Regions from separate parts of the Homo sapiens genome. Here region 2 is linked to region 1. Evidence: chromatin loops called from intact Hi-C (ENCODE). Cell type or tissue: PC-3. All regions are shown on one strand. Links, peaks and the distances in the headings refer to the core of each region. The heading gives the core; the rest is flanking DNA.

What was found. Peaks named below come from ENCODE experiments on the same cell type or tissue, not always from the same donor. Only the 100,000 strongest peaks of a DNase experiment are listed, where the experiment ranks them.
Region 2: it touches region 1 in a loop (2.4-fold over the local background); 1 of 110 quality-filtered maps calls a loop at or near these places.

The regions. Positions count from the first base shown.
Region 1 is chr3:23,579,391-23,582,207 of GRCh38, forward strand. The region is part of intron 5 of UBE2E2 (ubiquitin conjugating enzyme E2 E2); the gene reads left to right. Among named protein-coding and RNA genes, the nearest start is that of UBE2E1, 230 kb to the right of the region's middle. In PC-3, for the core only: no CTCF peak of the experiment used is centred there; a DNase peak (open chromatin) is centred at 1,171; H3K4me3 peaks cover 620 bases; H3K27ac peaks cover 1,690 bases.
Region 2 is chr3:23,684,521-23,687,337 of GRCh38, forward strand. No RefSeq gene overlaps it. Among named protein-coding and RNA genes, the nearest start is that of UBE2E1, 120 kb to the right of the region's middle. In PC-3, for the core only: no CTCF peak of the experiment used is centred there; a DNase peak (open chromatin) is centred at 1,501; H3K27ac peaks cover 1,998 bases.

The DNA of each region.
Region 1 (2,817 bases), core at 29-2,528:
AAAAAAAAAAACCTAAAAGCCTGGGTGTGGTGACTCATATCTGTAATCCCAGTGCTTTGGGAGGCTAGGTGGGAGGATCACTTGAGGCCAGGAGTTTGAGACCAGCCTGGGCAACATAGCAAGACCCTTTCTCAACAACAACAACAACAAAAATTAAAAGTTAGCCAGGCATGACGGTTTGTGTCTGTAGTCCTAACTACTTGGGAGACTGATACAGGAGGATCACTTGAGCCCAGGATCGCGAAGTTACAGTGAACTACGATCGTACCACTGCACTCCAGCCTGGGCAACAGAGCAAGACCCTGTCTCTTAAAAAAAAAAGAAAAAAGAATACTATTTCCTAAGGCTATAGTTTCCATAGATGGCGATTCTCTGATGGATCTGACCAAGGTAAATTGAAAACCTTGTGTAAAGGATTCACCATTCTGTGTGCCATTAAGAACATTTGTGATTCATGGGAGGAGGTCAAAATATCCACATTAACCAGAGTTTTGAACAAGTTGATTCCAACTCTCGTGGATGATTTGAGGGTTTCACAACTTTTATTGGAGGAAATAACTGCAGATGTAATGGAAATAGCAAGAGAACTAGAATTAGAGTAGTACCTGTAAATGTGACTGAACTGCTATAATCTTATGAACAAACTTGAACAGATGAAGAGTTGCTTATTATGGGTGAGCAAAGAAAGTGGTTTCCTAAGATGAAATCTACTGGTGAAGATTGTTTGAACACTGAAATGACAACAAAGTTTTTAGAATATTACATATAAACTTAGCTGATAAGACAGTGGCAGGATTTAAGAGGCTTGATTCCGATTTTGAAAGAAGTTCTGTAAGTGAAATACTGTCAAACAGCAACATCACATGCACAGAGAACTCTTTCCTGAAAGGGAGAGTCGATCGATGCGGCAAACTGTATTGTTGTCTTATTGTAAGAAATTGCCATAGCCACCCCAGCCTTCAGTAACCTGATCAGTCAGCAGCCATCCACATTAAGGCAAGATCCTCCAACAGTAAAAAGATTACGACTTACTGAAGGCTCAGATGATTGTTAGCATTTTTTTAGCAATATTTTTAAGGTATGTACTTTTTTAAGACATAATGCTATTGCACACGTAATAGACTACAGTATAAACACGCACTGGGAAACCAAAAAATATGTGTGACTCACTTTATTGTGACATTCACTTTATTGCGGCAGTCTGTAATCAGACCTGTAACATTTCCAAGGTATGCCTGTATTTGCAGTGCAATGATAGAGATATGAACAAACAAATCAGAGATGGGACACATAAGACTGCTAGGAAGCCCCTGGAAGACATCCTCAGGGAGGCTATGCTTGAACTAAATGTTGAGAAATGAGTAGAAGCCTGCCAGGTAAAAAAGTAGAAAAGGTTATCCCAGGCAGAGGAACCAACATAAGCAAACAAACATAATCATAAAAGAGCAGGGCTTATTTTTTTATTGCATATTTTAATAACTTGATTCAGGTAATCAGATGTCCCAGAAAATATCCCAAACTTTACAAAATATCTTAAGTTTTAAAAATCCTTATGGTAATGTCACGTAACTTCCTATCTAACGTCAGATCTGATTCATGTTAAACACGTTTTGCATATGGCAAAGGGCTTTTATTTCAGGTAAATGGTGAAATTGTTGGTCCTTTTATTATTTTTTTAATTTTTATTTATTTATTTTTGAGGTGGGGTCTCACTCTGACACCCAGGCTGGAGTGCAGTGGCACAACCATAGCTCCCCACAATCTTGAACTCCTGGACTCAAGGGATCCTCCAGAGTAGCTGGGACTATAGGCATGCACCACCACACCCAGCTAATTTTTAAAAATTTATGTAGAGGCGGGGTCTCGCTATATTGATCAGGTTCATCTTAAACTCCTGGCATCCTCGAGCAGGGCTTATTTAAAAAGCTGAAAGTCATTTATTATGGTTAAAGCATGAGGGGAGGAGGCTAGAAAGATAAAGTCTGGATCACAGAAGACCTTGGGAGCCATGCTGAGTTTGGATTTTATCTGAAGAGAATGTCTTTAAGAAGACAATCAGGTATATATTCTTAAAAGATGCACACAAATACATATTTGTTTTCAATTTGTATATGCTTTACAAGGATTAATTCACTTAATTCTCATAACAAACTATGAAGTGTAGGTACCATTATTCTCCCCATTTTGCAGTTGAGGAAACTGAGGCACAGTAATTTCCCAAGGTGACCTGACTCCGTGGTGGAACTAAGTTAAAAACCCAGACATTCTGGATCCAATGCCCATGCCCTTTTCCACTATGCTATACTATCTTTGTGTTTCTTCAAGATGTGTATGTTTTCTTATGAAAGGGGAATAAAAAAATTTTTCGTGTAATTTCTTCCATACCACCTACCAACCAAGATAGAATGTTCTTTGGTCTTGCAAATAGAGTCATTCAGCAGTTCAGCAGTCTGCCTGTCTTTTCTCCATTTCCTCAGGATTCACTTTCCTCTTACCACTTAGCTGCTGCTTATCCCTTTTAGTCTGGATTTTTTGTTTTAGTTTCAGGGGTACATGTGCAGATTTATTATATAGGTCAATTGCATGTCACAGGGGTTTGATATACAGTTGGTTTTGTCACCCAGGTAATAAGCATAGGTAGTTTTTCTATCCTCACCCTTCTCCCACCCTCCACCCTCAAGTAGGCCATGGTATCTGTTGTTTGCTTCTTTGTGTCCATGGGTACTGAATGTTTAGCTCCCACTTATAAGTGAGAACATGCGGTATTTTGTTTTCTGTTCCTGTGTTTGCTTAAGATGATGGCCTCCAGCTCTATCC
Region 2 (2,817 bases), core at 52-2,551, 110 kb after region 1:
ATAGGGAAACTAAGACATGAAAACTTGAACAAATCTTACAACCAACTGATGGTAGATCCAAAATTTCAACCTAAATGGTCAAGATCCACAGGCTGTGTTGTTGTTGTTGTTGTTGTTGTTGTTGTTTTGTTGTTTTGTTTTGAGACTCTCTCTCTGTCTCCCAAGCTGGAGTGCAGTGGTGCCATCTCAGCCTTGATCTCCTGTGCTCAAGCGATCCTCCCACCTCAGCCTCCCAAGTAGCTGGGACTACAGGTGTGCACCACCATGCCCAGCCATTTTTTTTTATTTTTTGTAGAGATGGGGTCTCATTTTGTTGCCAGGCTTGTCTCAAACTCCTGAGTTCAAGTGATCCTTCCGCTTTGGCCTCCCAAAGTGCTGGGATTACAGGTGTGAACCACTATGCCCAGCCTCAGCCTTTGTTCTTAATCACTTTGCCTTAGAAGAGATGACCCTTAATGTGTCTAAAGCAGTCAGGCCAATGAAATCAAATGTGAGCCATAAAATGTGAGTCACATATGTGATTTTAACTTTCCTAGTGACCACGTTAAGAAAAATGATTTTTTTTTTTTTTTTGAGATGGAGTCTCACTCTGTCATCAGGCTGGAGCGCAGTTGGCACGATCTCGGCTCACTGCAACCTCTGCCTTCCAGGTTCAAGCGATTCTCCTGCCTCAGCCTCCTGAGTAGCTGGGATTACAAGTGCACACCACCACACCCGGCTAATTTTTGTATTTGTAGTAGAGACAGGGTTTCATCATGTTGGCCAGGATGGTTTCGATCTCTTGACCTCGTGATTCACCCACATCAGCCTCCCAAAGTGCTGGGATTACAGGCATGAGCCACCGTGCCCAGCCCGAAATTATTTTTAAAAATTTTATTTAACCCAGTATATATTTAAAAATCTACCATTTCAACGTGTTCAATATAAATAATTATGAGATAGTTTACATTGTTTTTTCATACTCAGTCTTTGAAGTCTGGTGAGTATTTTATACCTCCCAATTCGGCCCAGCCACATTTCAAGTGCTCAGTAGTACTTGTGACTGGCACCTACCATATGGCAGCTGGACTGAGCATGTCTAAAGGAACTCTCGGTGTAACCCTTAGACGCTGAAATAACCAGGCTGCTCTTACTCCCTACCCACAATAAAATTCCCACTGTCCCAGCCAGGGACCGCGAAGCTCTGCCCCCTTTAGGATGCCAATCAGTTATTGGAATACCTGAGCCTGCCTCTCAACTCAGTCTTGGGTGTTGGGGGGTTATGACCATCTTCATAAACTGCAGTTATCTTTCACCCCATGGACAAGAATCCAGAGTCCACAGTCCCTGTCACGTAGATTGGGATCTTGGTTTGCCAGTGGTGAGGCGGCCAGTTCTGTGCACTCACCCTGAGCCTCTCACTCCCTCTCTGCCTGGAATGAGTCCAACTTGGTGAGTCAGGGCATGAGTTATGAGTAATCCAGAAGGCCCTGAACAATTGTCTTCCTGACTTTTGAATCACCCGATCCTCTCTGGGATCAGATCAAGTTGGGGGAGTTGGTTCTGTTGGTTGGCAGGGACGGGCCCCCTGCTGAGATGTCTCATCTGGTCCCTCCTTTTTCTCTTGGCTCCCTGACAGTTCAGGCATTTGGCAGAGGGAACTTAAATTTTCTGGAATTGCTTTTGCAGGGAATTTATCATGAACTCACCAGTCCCTTCACGTGGCTTCCATTCTCTCAAGGTTTAGTTCATTGGTTTGGGGGTTCCCCTCCCTACTTTTTTTCCCTTTTAAAAGCTCTAACCATTAAAACATAACTTAGTAAGCTAGAGAGTGGTTTAAATAAAATGAAAAATCGAAAGACAATTATGGTTATGGTGTGTTGTCAACTTCTCACTTGTGAGAGACCAGTCTTTCCACCTGAACCCTCACCCAGAAAATTCTGCAGATTCTACTTTCAGGCCCCTCTGCCCACAGTATTGGCAGAGACTTTTATACACTGGTGCAAAATTTAAAATTCTTCCAGGAGAAAGAAGTGCTCCAATCCTAGAGGGACTCTCATGTTGAAATATAACAGTGGAGTTAATTAGCATTGCAGGGCTCACAAAACTGCCTCCAGGGGCTCCTTCTCAGATTTAAATCAGGGCTGTGTGTGAGATGGAACAGCTCCCACAGAAAGACCCCTTCCACCAACAGCTCTGACCACCGTTTTTTCATCCTTCTCCTTTGGCTCTGCGAGGAGGAACAGCTGAGCCTGGATCGGTGGGCAGCATTTACCAGCTGCATGCTAATAGTGCCCAGGGCCCCTTCCCAGCCCACCTCCTGCTTTCCCCTCAGCACTTTGCTTCTGAAGCCAGATCTCCTTAACCCTTTAAGTTCACACTTATCCCTGTCCTAGAGTGGCAGCAGTTGGGTGAGCCTGGACTTTTCCAGGTTGGGGAAGAAGTCAGGGGGGGCCTTTGGCCCAAGCACTCCTTTCAGCTCAGCCTAAGAAAGTGCATTTTCTAAATGACCCTGCCATTTTTTTTGTATCCTGGACATGAGCTAGATATCTGCTTCATAGATTCTCTGCATGCGTTTCACAACCTTGCCTGGTAGGTATTCTAATCTCCATTTTACAAAGGAGGAAACTAGGACTGAGAGAGGAGGTGGTGTTTCTAAGTTGAACCTGCATGAAAGATGGTTCTAGGATCCCAACCCAGGTCTGTCTTGCTCCAAAGCCCCATGCCAGGAACACTGTTCCCCACCCATCCCCAGGCCGAAATGGTGGAGATGCTGCTGCACTATTACTGCTACAAATGCTAGTGATTATAATAGGAGCAGCAAATACTTTGTAACAG